Regions from separate parts of the Homo sapiens genome. Here region 1 is linked to region 2. The links are chromatin loops, found by intact Hi-C in ENCODE. Cell type or tissue: mammary epithelial cell. All regions are shown on one strand. Links, peaks and the distances in the headings refer to the core of each region. The heading gives the core; the rest is flanking DNA.

Region 1 (8,214 bases), core at 1,344-6,343, 370 kb after region 2:
CACCCTAACACTGCGCTTTTCCGATGGTCTTAGCAAATGGCACACCAGGAGATTATATCCTGCGCATGGCTCAGAGGGTACTACACCCACGGAGCCTTGCTCATTGCTAGCACAGCAGTCTGAGATCAAACTGCAAGGTGGCAGCGAGGCTGGGGGAGGGTCGCCCACCATTACCGAGGCTTGAGTAGATAAACAAAGCGGCCCGGAAGCTCGAACTTGGTGGAGCCCACCGCATCTCAAGGAGGCCTGCCTGCCTCTGTAGACTCTGCCTCTGGGGGCAGGGCATAGCCAAACAAAAGGCAGCAGAAACCTCTGCAGGCTTAAATGTCCCTGTCTGACAGCTTTGAAGAGAGAGTAGTGGTTCTCCCAGCATGCAGCTGGAGATCTGAGAATGGACAGACTGCCTCCTCAAGTGGGTCCCTGACCCCTGAGTAGCCTAACTGGGAGGCACCCCCCAGTAGGGGCAAACTGCCACCTCACAGGGCTGGGTACTCCTCTGAGACAAAACTTCCAGAGGAACGATCAGGCAGCAACTTTTGCTGTTCACCAATATTCGCTGTTCTGCAGCCTCCACTGCTGATACCCAGGCAAACAGGGTCTGGAGTGGACCTCTGGAAAACTCCAACAGACCTGCAGCTGAGTGTCCTGATTGTTAGAAGAAAAACTAACAAACAGAAAAGACACCCACACCAAAACCCCATCTGTACATCACCATCATAAAAGACCAAAGGTAGATAAAACCACAAAGATGGGGAAAAAACAGCAGAAAAACTGGAAACTCGAAAAAGCAGAGTGCCTCTCCTCCTCCAAAGGAACACAGCTCCTCACCAGCAACGGAACAAAGCTGGACAGAGAATGACTTTGACGAGTTGAGAGAAGAAGGCTTCAGATGATCAAACTTCTCCGAGCTAAAGGAGGAAGTTCAAACCAATGGCAAAGAAGTTAAAAACCTTGAAAAGATTAGATGAATGACTAACTAGAATAACCAATGCAGAGAAGTCCTTAAAGGACCTGATGGACCTGAAAACCATGGCATTAGAACTACGTGATGAATGCACAAGCCTCAGTAGCCGATTCGATCAACTGGAAGAAAGGGTATCAGTGATGGAAGATCAAATGAATGAAACGAAGCGAGAAGAGAAGTTTAGAGAAAAAAGAATAAAAAGAAATGAACAAAGCCTCCAAGAAATGTGGGACTATGTGAAAAGACCAAATCTACGTATGATTGGTGTACCTGAAAGTGACGGGGAGAATGGAATCAAGTTGGAAAACACTCTGCAGGATATTATCCAGGAGAACTTCCCCAATCTAGCAAGGCAGGCCAACATTCAAATTCAGGAAATACAGAGAACACCATAAAGATACTCCTCGAGAAGAGCAACTCCAAGACAAATAATAGTCAGATACACCAAAGTGGAAATGAAGGAAAAAATGTTAAGGGCAGCCAGAGAGAAAGGTCAGGTTACCCATAAAGGGAAGTCCATCAGACTAACAGCTGATCTCTCAGCAGAAACTCTACAAGCCAGAAGGGAGTGGGAGCCGATATTCAACATTCTTAAAGAAAAGAATTTTCAACCCAGAATTTCATATCCAGCCAAACTAAGCTTCATAAGTGAAGGAGAAATAGAATACTTTACAGACAAGCAAATGCTGAGAGATTTTGTCAGCACCAGGCCCGCCCAAAAAAAGCTCCTGAAGGAAGCACTAAACATGGAAAGGAACAACCAGTACCAGCCACTGCAAAAACATGCCAAATTGTAAAGACCATCGAGGCTAGGAAGAAACTGCATCAACTAAAGAGCAAAATAGCCAGCTAACATCATAATGACAGGATCAAATTCACACATAGTGATATTAACTTTAAATGTAAATGGGCTAAATGCTCCAATTAAAAGACACAGACTGGCAAATTGGATAAAGAGTCAAGACCCATCAGTGTGCTGTATTCAGGAAACCCATCTCACATGCAGAGACACACATAGGCTCATAATAAAGGTATGGAGGAAGATCTACCAAGCAAATGGAAAACAAAAAAAGGCAGGGGTTGCAATCCTAGTCTCTGATAAAACAGACTTTAACAAAGATCAAAAGAGACAAAGCAAGTCCTGAGTGACCTACAAAGACACTTAGACTCCCACACAATAATAATGGGAGACTTTAACACCCCACTGTCAACATTAGACAGATCAACAAGACAGAAAGTTAACAAGGATACCCAGGAGTTGAACTCAGCTCTGCACCGAGTGGACCTAATAGACACCTACAGAACTCTCCACCCCAAATCAACAGAATATACATTTGTTTCAGCACCACACCACACCTATTCCAAAATTGACCACATAGTTGGAAGTAAAGCACCCCTCAGCAAATGTAAAAGAACAGAAATTATAACAAACTGTCTCTCAGACCGCAGTGCAATCAAACTAGAACTCAGGATTAAGAAACTCACTCAAAACCGCTCAACTACATGGAAACTGAACACCCTGCTCCTGAATGACTACTGGGTACACAATGAAATGAAGCTGGAAATAAAGATGTTCTTTGAAATCAACGAGAACAAAGACACACATACCAGAATCTCTGGGACACATTCAAAGCGGTGTGTAGAGGGAAATTTATAGCACTAAATGCCCACAAGAGAAAGCAGGAAAGATTTAAAATTGACACCCTAACATCACAATTAAAAGAACTAGAAAAGCAAGAGCAAACACATTCAAAAGCTAGCAGAAGGCAAGAAATAACTAAGATCAGACCAGAATTGAAGGAAATAGAGACACAAAAAAACCTTCAAAAAATCAACGAATCCAGGAGCTGGTATTTTGAAAAGATCAACAAAATTGATAGACTGCTAGCAAGACTAATAAAGAAGAAAAGAGAGCAGAATCAAATAGACGCAATAAAAAATGATCAAGGGGACATCACCACTGATCCCACAGAAATACAAACTACCATGAGAGAATACTATAAACACATCTACGCAAATAAACTAGAAAATCTAGAAGAAATGGATATATTCCTCGACACATACACCCTCCCAAGACTAAACCAGGAAGAAGTTGAATCTCTGAATAGACCAATAACAGGCTCTGAAATTGAGGCAATAATTAGTAGCTTACCAACCAAAAAAAGTCCAGGACCAGATGGATTCACAGCCAAATTCTACCAGAGACACAAGGAGGAGCTGGTACCATTCCTTCTGAAACTATTCCAATCAATAGAAAAAGAGGGAATCCTCCCTAACTCATTTCATGAGGCCAGCATCATCCTGATACCAAAGCCTGGCAGAGACACACACAAAAAAGAGAATTTTAGACCAATATCCCTGATGAACATCAATGCAAAAATCCTCAAAAAAATACTGGCAAACTGAATCCAGCAGCACATCAAAAAGCTTATCCACTATGATCAAGTGGGCTTCATCCCTGGGATGCAAGGCTGGTTCAACATACGAAAATCAATAAATGTAATCCAGCATATAAACAGAACCAATGACAAAAACCACATGATTACCTCAATAAATGCAGAAAAGGCCTTTGACAAAATTCAACAACCTTCATGCTACAAACTCTCAATAAGGTATTGATGGGACAAATCTCAAAATAATAAGAGCTATCTATGACAAACCCACAGCCAATATCATACCAAATGGGCAAAAACTGGAAGCATTCCCTTTGAAAACTGGCACAAGACAGGGATGCCCTCTCTCACCACTCCTATTCAACATAGTGTTGGGAGTTCTGGCCAAGGCAATCAAGCAGGAGAAGGAAATAAAGAGTATTCAATTAGGAAAAGAGGAAGTCAAATTGTCCCTGTTTGCAGATGACATTATCATATATCTAGAAAACCCCATTGTCTCAGCCCAAAATATGTTTAAGCTGACAGGCAACTTCAGCAAAGTCTCAGGATACAAAACCCATGTGCAAAAATCACAAGCATTCTTATACAACAATAACAGACAAACAGAGAGCCAAATCATGAGTGAACTCCCATTCACAATTTCTTCAAAGAGAATAAAATACATAGGAATCCAACTTACAAGGGATGTGAAGGACCTCTTCAAGTAGAACTACAAACCACTGCTCAACGAAATAAAAGAGGATACAAACAAATGGAGGAATATTCCATGCTCATGGGTAGGAAGAATCAATATCATGAAAATGGCCATACTGCCCAAGGTAATTTATAGATTCAATGCCATCCCCATGAAGCTACCAATGACTTTCTTCACAGAATTGGAAAAAACTACTTTAAAGTTCATATGGAACCAAAAAAAGAGCTCGCCAAGTCAATCCTAAGCCAAAAGAACAAAGCTGGAGGCATCACGCTACCTGACTTCAACTATACTACAAGGCTACAATAACCAAAACAGCATGGTACTGGTACCAAAACAGAGACATAGACCAATGGAACAGAACAGAGCCCTCAGAAATAATACCACACATCTACAACTACCTGATCTTTGACAAACCTGAGAAAAACAAGCAATGGGGAAAGGATTCCCTATTTAATAAATGGTGCTGGGAAAACTGGCTAGCCATATGTAGTAAACTGAAACTGGATCCCTTCCTTACACCTTATTCCAAAATTTATTCAAGATAGATTAAAGACTTAAATGTTAGACCTAAAACCATAAAAACCCTAGAAGAAAACCTAGGCTTTACCATTCAGGACATAGGCATGGGCAAGGACTTCATGTTTAAAACACCAAAAGCAATGGCAACAAAAGCCAAAATTGACAAATCGGGTCTAATTAAACTAAAGAGCTTCTGCACAGCAAAAGAAACTACCATCAGAGTGAACAGGCAACCTACAGAATGGGAGAAAATTTTTGCAATCTACTCATCTGACAAAGGGCTAATATCCAGAATCTACAATGAACTCAAACAAATTTACAAGAAAAAAACAAACAACCCCATCAATAAGTGGGCAAAGGATATGAACAGACACTTCTCAAAAGAAGACATTTATGCAACCAACAGACACATGAAAAAATGCTCATCATCATTGGTCATCAGAGAAATGCAAATCAAAACCAAAATGAGATACCATCTCATGCCAATTAGAATGGCGATCATTAAAAAGTCAGGAAACCACAGGTGCTGGAGAGGATGTGGAGAAATAGGAACACTTTTACACTGTTGGTGGGACTATAAACTAGTTCAACCATTGTGGAAGTCAGTGTGGCGATTCCTCAGGGATCCAGAACTAGAAATATCATTTGACTCAGCCATCCCATTACTGAGTATATACCCAAAGAATTATAAATCATGCTGCTATAAAGACACATGCACACGTATGTTTATTGTGGCACTATTCACAATAGCAAACACTTGGAACCAACCCAAATGTCCAACAATGATAGACTGGATTAAGAAAATGTGGCACATATACACCATGGAGTACTATGCAGCCATAAAAAATGATGTGTTCATGTCCTTTGTAGGGACATGGATGAAGTTGGAAACCATCATTCTCAGCAAACTACCGCAAGGACAAAAAACCAAACACCGCATGTTCTCACTCATAGGTGGGAATTGAACAATGAGAACGCATGGACACAGAAAGGGGAACATCATACACCAGAGCCTGTTGTGGGGTGCAGGTAGGGGTGAGGGATAGCATTTGGAGATATACCTAATGTTAAACAATGAGTTAATGGGTGCAGCACACCAATATGGCACATGTATACATACGTAACAAACCTTCACGCTGTGCACATGTACCCTAAAACTTAAAGTATAATAAAAAAAAAAGCGTAACCCATAAAAGAACAAAATCACAAATCAAAAGCTTCTAACCTTCAAACAACATCGCTAGAAAAATTAAAAGGCTTGGGCAGGTGCAGTGGCTCATACCTGTAATCCCAGCTCTTTGGGAGGCTGAGACAATCTAACTACTTGAGGCCATGAGTTTGACACCAGCCTGGGCAACATGGCAAAACCTCATCTCTATTAAAAATACAAAAATTAGCTCATCTGGTGGCACACACCTGTAATCCCAGCTACTCAGGAGGCTGAGGCATGAGAATCACTTGAACCTGGGAGGTGGAGGTTGCAGTGAGCCAAGATTGTGCCACTGCACTCCAGCCTGGGTGACAGAGTGAGACCATATCAAAAAGAAAAAAAGAAAAGAAAGAAAGAAAAGATAAATGAAAAGGAAAACCGCAAGTAGGAGTAAATATTTACAATACATATGTCTAAAATTGTAACTAGCATATATAAAGAATTCTTATAATTCAATAATAAGACATTTTTCATGGACAAAATATTTGAAGAGACATTTCACAAAAATAAGATATAGAAATGGTCAGTAAGCACAGGAAAGAATGCTCAACATCATTAGCCATTAAAAACTTGTAAAATAAAACCACAATGAGATACCACTGCATGCCCATTTGAATGGCTGACATTTAAAAGCCTAACAACAAAGAATTTTGGCAAGTAAGTAAAGAAGTTGAAGCTTAAACATTGCTGGTGGAAATGTAAAATAGAATCATCAAGTTGGAGAACAATTTGGCAGTTTTTTATAAAGTTAAATATGTACTTACTCCATGACTCAGTAATTTTTTCTACATGTTGACACAATAGGAATGAAAACATGTGTCCACATAGAGACAGGTAAGTGTAAATGGCCCTCTCAGCTTTCTTCCTGAATGTCAAAAAACTGCAAATAACCCAATTGTCCAAGAAATAATGCATCCATATAATGAAACACTGCTCAGCAATAAGAGGAACAAATTTCTAATACTAACAGCAATATGGCTGAATCTTTAAAACAGTATGTTGAATCAAGTCAGAAACAAAAGAGTTAATACTGTATGATTCTATTTATATGATACTCTAGAAATACAAATCTAATTTATACTGACAAAAAAAGTGGTTGCCAGAATTGCTGGGGAATTGCCAAAAAAGAACACAAGGGAACTTACTGGGGTAAAAAAAATGTTATTGATTGTGAAGGTGATAATACAGGTGCATAAATTTGTCAAAACTCTCAAAAATGTATACCAAAAAAACGGTAAACTTTGTTACGTTATATTTTAATTGTATTGCATTGTATTATATTATGTCATGTAATATTATATTGTATCATACTGCATTATACTTCATCAAAGTTAATTCATTTGGGCATGAATAAGATTTTATCCCTAGGAATCTGTTGCTACTAGACTTACCATCCTTTAGGTGGGCTTATTATGATGGAAGAAACATTGGAATTGACTGGGACTTGGGAAATCTGGAACCTGATCTGGAGTCTGTCAATGTCAAAACATGTGGTCTGGGGCAAATATGTCTCCATGGCCTCAAATGCAAAATAAGAAGCTTAAACAAGATTGTCTCTAAGTTCTAATATACTAATCATATATCACTTATCTGGTCTGGTAAGCACAACTCTGCTGGGCTGATAAGGCCCTGCACTATCAGACTATTCTTACACAGCCAATCTGCCATCTTCACTATCTCCTCCACTGCAAAAAAAAAAAAAAAAAAAGCCAACCTTCCCAGGGTCTAGGAACATTCCAATACCCCTTGTCAAAGCTGTGCCTGTGTTCATATTTTTCTTCTTGCCTGGGCTGACCTCCACTCCCTGTTGCCCACCCAGATTCCAAGTCCTCTGTGCTTGGAAGCACATCCTCATCACTCTCAGTACTTTCTTAACATAAAACCCCCAAATGAAATTATATTCTTATTCTTCGCTTAAATACAGAATTTTTAAATCACCAAATTAGATCTATTTTTAATGTTTAAAAATTGTTTCTTAGGAGTATTTCAAGACTCAGCTCATTGCCTAGCATCTTCATGAAATCATCTCACAACAACCCTGCTTCTCACTTCTCTTTCTTTCATAAAGCCTATACCCAAGCTGGAGGCAGCTTGCACCAGCTCACCAGAGAAGATTGCTAACATTCTTTCTCAGCTCCATATTCTGTAGTATCATCTGGGTAGATTAAGATCTACTGTAGAGAAATAGTGTTAACTGAGAAATGGACAATCAGTATCAGGACTATTTTTTTTCCTGGAGAGCTGATTGTTAAACATCTACCAACACACCACTGCCTTCATCCTTGTACCATATGCTGTGGCCCAGTCCATGTTATCTTGCATTGTTGTCTGTTTTCTCCCATGTGTCAGTCTTATTTCCCAAATTAGATTGTAAACAGTTTGAAAGAATGTGCCAGGGCTGTTAAATCTTCTCAGTCCTTCACACAATTCA
Region 2 (5,000 bases), core at 1-5,000:
GACATAAGTCCTGTGAACTTAATGTGTCCTCTCTCTGGTGAGCAGCTCAATATTCAACACTGTGACCAGCTTTCTTGGGCTCTTCCTTCTGAAGTTATTTCCAGCACTCTGTGACTTGGCCTAGGGTAAAGATAGATAGACGGATAGCCTCTCTTTGTTTCAGATAAGGTTATAGCAATTTAACCTTGTACTGCACTGCCCCACACATGAACATCTATTTCTTCTCAATGACCTCTGTCCACTACCATTCATTCTACAGCCCCCTGGCCAGATGCCCAGTGAGGACATCATGCCCAATGTGCCACAGAAGTCCAGCAGGCATTCACTCTAGTGCTGTCCACAGATCTGTTTGGCAGATCAACTCCATCCAGTTTCTGTTCCTAGTTGCAGCTGTAACTGTTCTGTTGCTGTTCCTGTTCTCCTCCTAGTTGCAGCTGTAACTCTTGGGAAGGATATGCTCTCCTTTTAGACATGTGCATTTTCTGGCACAGAAAAGTTAAGACCATCACAGAGACACTTGCATAGCAGAGTTTAGTTAATTCCATGAAGAATCAGTGTGTTTCATGTAGGTCCTAATGTATGTAACGTCAACTGCCTACCCAGCAGTTATGCCATTCTATTCTAAGCTTCTCCATAGATCTGGATAGCACTGTTAGTTTTAATAGTTTCCTCTAGGGCAGCAGTTTTCTCATTTGTTTTTAAAACAAAGATGTGAGACATTTTTAACAAATGAGGAAAACATATCAAAGGAGAATGCTGTTGTTGAAATGGTGAAGTAAGACCTATATCCCTTTTCCCTGTCTTACTGGCTTTTACACATTCTTATAATCCTTAAGGAACTACCTGGGGTTCTACCACACAGTTCAAAATCCTCTGTCCTAGACTGATAGAATGAGCCAGCTTACTACCCTTAGGCTCTTTCTCTTTCCTCTTCCAACTGAAGAAGAAAGAAGGTCCAAATCTAATTGCAAGAGTGCCTTGTTGGAGATATTCACTATTCACTTGGAGAGAGTGACTCATAGTTCTGCAGCCATAAAATTCCAGAGACAGCATCGCTTTGGCGTTCTGGTTACTTTGAAATAACAAACTGAGAGGTTGTGCCATTGCTCTGTAAATTCTTAGATTTGATTTTGGTACTTCTTGATGTTACTACTTTCTTGCAGTCCAAATAATATGTAAAACAGGATCAAAAGTTTATTTTCCTTAAATCACTTGGTAGGAAAAAATATCACCAGAGAAAGAAAACCCCTGGGGCTGTGACTAGTCTTATTCTTTGTTGTTTCCTACTCCAGTGGAACTGCATACTGGCTCAACAATCCCTTTTTTGTCATCTAATTCTCAGTAATGGAATTTTACCTAAGGATGGTGATCTAGGTTCCAGATTCTTGTTGAAAGCAAGCTGTGGATTGGACCAGCTACTTACTGACTACTGAGTGAAAAATTCAAAGTTATTATAAAGTTTTGGTAATTATATTTTCTTTTATTTTTCATGTTAGAATGTAATGTTTCATGTTTAACACTGACTATAGGCCCATGTACTAGAACATTTTGTTTCCTGTATGGGGTCTTGTTTTAGAGGTCCACCCTTAATCTCTGAGAATAGCAATCCCCATGGAAATGCTTACAAAAGACAGAGAGAAACAAACCATCAGAAAAGGACCCTGGAGAAGCAAGCCATCAGAAAAAGATTCTGTTTCTAAGAACTTGCTCCGATTAAGTATAAATACTTCAGGTCATCATAAAATGAAGAAGAACAAGTTTCCAGGGCTAGAGACCTGTTTCTGCCTCTGGGATCAGCAGTAGTGATGATTTTTTACAAGGTCAGAACCAGCTGGTGCCCAGGGCTCCAATAACTACCCAAGTAAAAACCCAGTCCAATTCTGTTATATATGACAAGAAGATCCATCCCTTCTAGTACAGAGAAGTCGAGCTCTCAAGAGGCTTGAACGCATGAATCTGTTGAGATTTTTACACAATAGAAGCTAAGATGCTAAGAAGTAAAGGTACATATTCTTCACTGAAGCAGCAACTACTAAAGAATCATTTCTTTCTTTACCAAAATTTTCCTAAGCCTTAAGGCCGTCATCAAATTCCTCAACTAACAGAGAAACTTCTAAATCCTGAGAACAATACTCTTCTTAAGAGGCATGATTCCATACCTCTCTTCTAGTGTGATTGTCTGAACTACTTACAGCAATTTTGGATACATTGGGACATTCTGAGTCTGATACGTCTCATACCCTACCTGACGAAAATACATATTTTGACTTTCTTGCATCCTACTGTCTCTGAGGGGGCACAGGCTCTCTGTTCCCTCTTTAGAAGATAGGCCTAATTTTACTCACGGTAAGTTGTAGCACATTAAAAGCCCCTCCATCACCACTAATATCTAGGTATTTAACATAATCACAGAAGATCATGTTGACAAACTGAGTCTGGTGGTGGTCCTCATTTTTCAGCACAGTCTCTTGACTGTGTATCAACCAGACAGGTTCAAATAAAGCACTTCAGGAGGCCTTATAGAGCAAGTGATGAGCGTAGAGTGATCCTAATAGAAGCCATGATGTCTGTTCTTTTAGTTCCTGTGCTTGAGAGCTGGCTGCCTTACCCCGTGATCCCAGTTCCCCTGTTCTTTATGGAGCAAACTATTATACCTGTGCTTTGAGCTCTCCATGGTGCTAGCCCCTGACAGTGACACTCCAGGCTTTTCTTGTTGCTCTCCATGGTCCTGTTTTACCTCCAAGTTTCATAATCTCCTTATTCTCCACAGTGCAGTCCCCAGAACAGGGCTGAAATCTCCCTCCCTGCCACCACAAACACACAGGTTCTTGGTTATGCTCCCCGACCTGTTCCACCACAAACACATGACAAAACTCTGAGATATAGATCTAGAAAGTCCTCACAGCCATCTGATCAACTGCAGAAAGGGAACAGAAGGGCAAGCAATTCTTAGGTTAAAAAAGAAGTGCTAGAAGGTTTTTGTAAGATGCTCAGGAAATTGTGGCCTACAGTGACCTCAAATGGCCTCAAAAGAACTGAATGTTTTGTCATATCTGGATTCATAGATTAAAAATACAACTATATATAGTTCTGTTTTAGATTGAGATAGTATTGCTCTTATATGATAACAATATACAGTTGTACTTTGGTATCCATGAAGGATTGGTTCCAGGACCTCCCACAGATACTAAAATCTGCAGATGCACAAGTCCTTGATATCAAATGGAGTGGCATTTGCATATAACCTATGCACATTCTCCTGTATACTTCGTTATCTCTAGATTACTTATAATACCATATACAATCTAAATGCTATGTAAATAGTTGTTTTACTGTATTGTTTAGGCAATAACGACAGGGGAAAATGTCTATACAAGTTTAGTACTGGCACAGCTTTTAAAAATATTTTCAATCTGCAATTGATTGAATCTATGGAGGTGGAACCCATGTATATGCAGGATTGACTGTATACACTATAAGTGTGGAATGTAAAATGAATCCTACCCAGTTTATAAACATGTACCTCTTAATAGCACTCTGAGCATGACAACCAACTCTAACTTTCCTGTCATGGTGCTTTTTTACCCTTTTCCCTCAACCTTAGCAAAGACAATACATAACAATGGGTTATCAGAATAGATAATGGAGGAATCCAGTAAATGAGAGGCATAGAAAGCAAGTATCAAGTGTACATCCATACCGTCCTGAACGCACCGGCTCTTGTCTGATCTCGGAAGCTAAGCAGGGTTAGGCCTGGTTAGTACATGTATAGGAGAAAACAAATATCAAAATCTTGACTTAACTTCCCCACCTTTATAACCACCTTGTACAAAACTAAATGGCTTTAAATATAACCATCTTCTCCCAGAGCACAGGTCCTTGGCCATATCTCAGTAGATGCATCTTTAAACTCTACTCTGCTATGCTTTAAGGGTACCTTCCAATAAGCTGATGATATCAAACGGCGTAGGGAGCTGAGAGTGCTCAGCCCGTCAGTCTTAGATTAGCCAGCCTGTTCTTCACATCGCATCAGAACTACACAAGCTTCTCATCCCCTAAATGCTGATTTTCCCATGTCAATTTATGGATAAGAGTTAATATAATAGTTAATACTTATGAGTGACCTACAGCAGAGTCTAGTTGGAGAGGCAGGCTTCCAGGATGAATTTCCAGGACTCCTCTTTCATTTCTTCATTTGAAACAAGGAGAAACTTCATTCCTCAAGGACAGGTAATGAGAGTGATTTATCTCTATGAGCGAGGCTTCAGCAAGACAGAATTAGGGTTATAGTAACAGCTGGAGTGTCTCCCATCTACTCATCTTCCTAAGCCCCCTGTTCTCATGAAGAGCAGGCAGGTTTCAGAAAGGACTCAAATACAGAAATCTCAACATATTTTTCAGCACATATATCATTCTTTAATGTGAACTCTTACCCCTGGGATTCTTCAAGATTCTCTTCTCTCTCTCTCTTTCTCTTGGAAGTCTCCAAGAGAACAATAAGAAAGCTAAATAACTTAAAGAACAAACTAAAATGTTGTCTTCTCTAAGGATTTATTTTCCCTTTCCCCAGCTAGACTTACACTAACTGTGTATTGATTGCTAATTATAAGCACCTTTGGCTCATTTACTTCTAGTTCAGGGTCAAGAAGGTCAGGTGCATCACCTTGCTCTAGAGAGAAAAAAGAAAAAGTAATGAAGGCTGATGTCTCAGGCACTCATCTGTAGGCTAGCCATTATTCATTTCTCCCCTTTCTTCATATACTCCCAAATACTGGCAAGGTAGGATGAAGAACTAGTACTTCTGACAACAGATTTTATTGGAAATATGCAGATTCTTGTTTCATATTTTACTTTTACCCTTCTATGACCTGGCGCTTTGCTTCCAATTCTGATTTCAGTAAGTATATCAATGAGAGGTAACTTGGAACTTAGCATAGCAGTCAGTCAGTCTGAAGAGCCTGGAGCTGAGTTCTTGAGTTATTATAAAATGAGAAGCCAGT

The links. A loop is a pair of places that touch in the nucleus more often than their neighbours do. Peaks named below come from ENCODE experiments on the same cell type or tissue, not always from the same donor. Only the 100,000 strongest peaks of a DNase experiment are listed, where the experiment ranks them.
Region 1: it touches region 2 in a loop (13-fold over the local background); 1 of 110 quality-filtered maps calls a loop at or near these places.

Annotation. Positions count from the first base shown.
Region 1 is chr1:159,538,496-159,546,709 of GRCh38, forward strand. No RefSeq gene overlaps it. Among named protein-coding and RNA genes, the nearest start is that of OR10J5, 6.6 kb to the left of the region's middle. In mammary epithelial cell, for the core only: no CTCF peak of the experiment used is centred there; no DNase peak of the experiment used is centred there.
Region 2 is chr1:159,174,787-159,179,786 of GRCh38, forward strand. The region is part of intron 1 of CADM3 (cell adhesion molecule 3); the gene reads left to right. It also overlaps the pseudogene RNA5SP60. Among named protein-coding and RNA genes, the nearest start is that of CADM3, 5.7 kb to the left of the region's middle. In mammary epithelial cell, for the core only: no CTCF peak of the experiment used is centred there; a DNase peak (open chromatin) is centred at 2,675; H3K27me3 peaks cover 102 bases.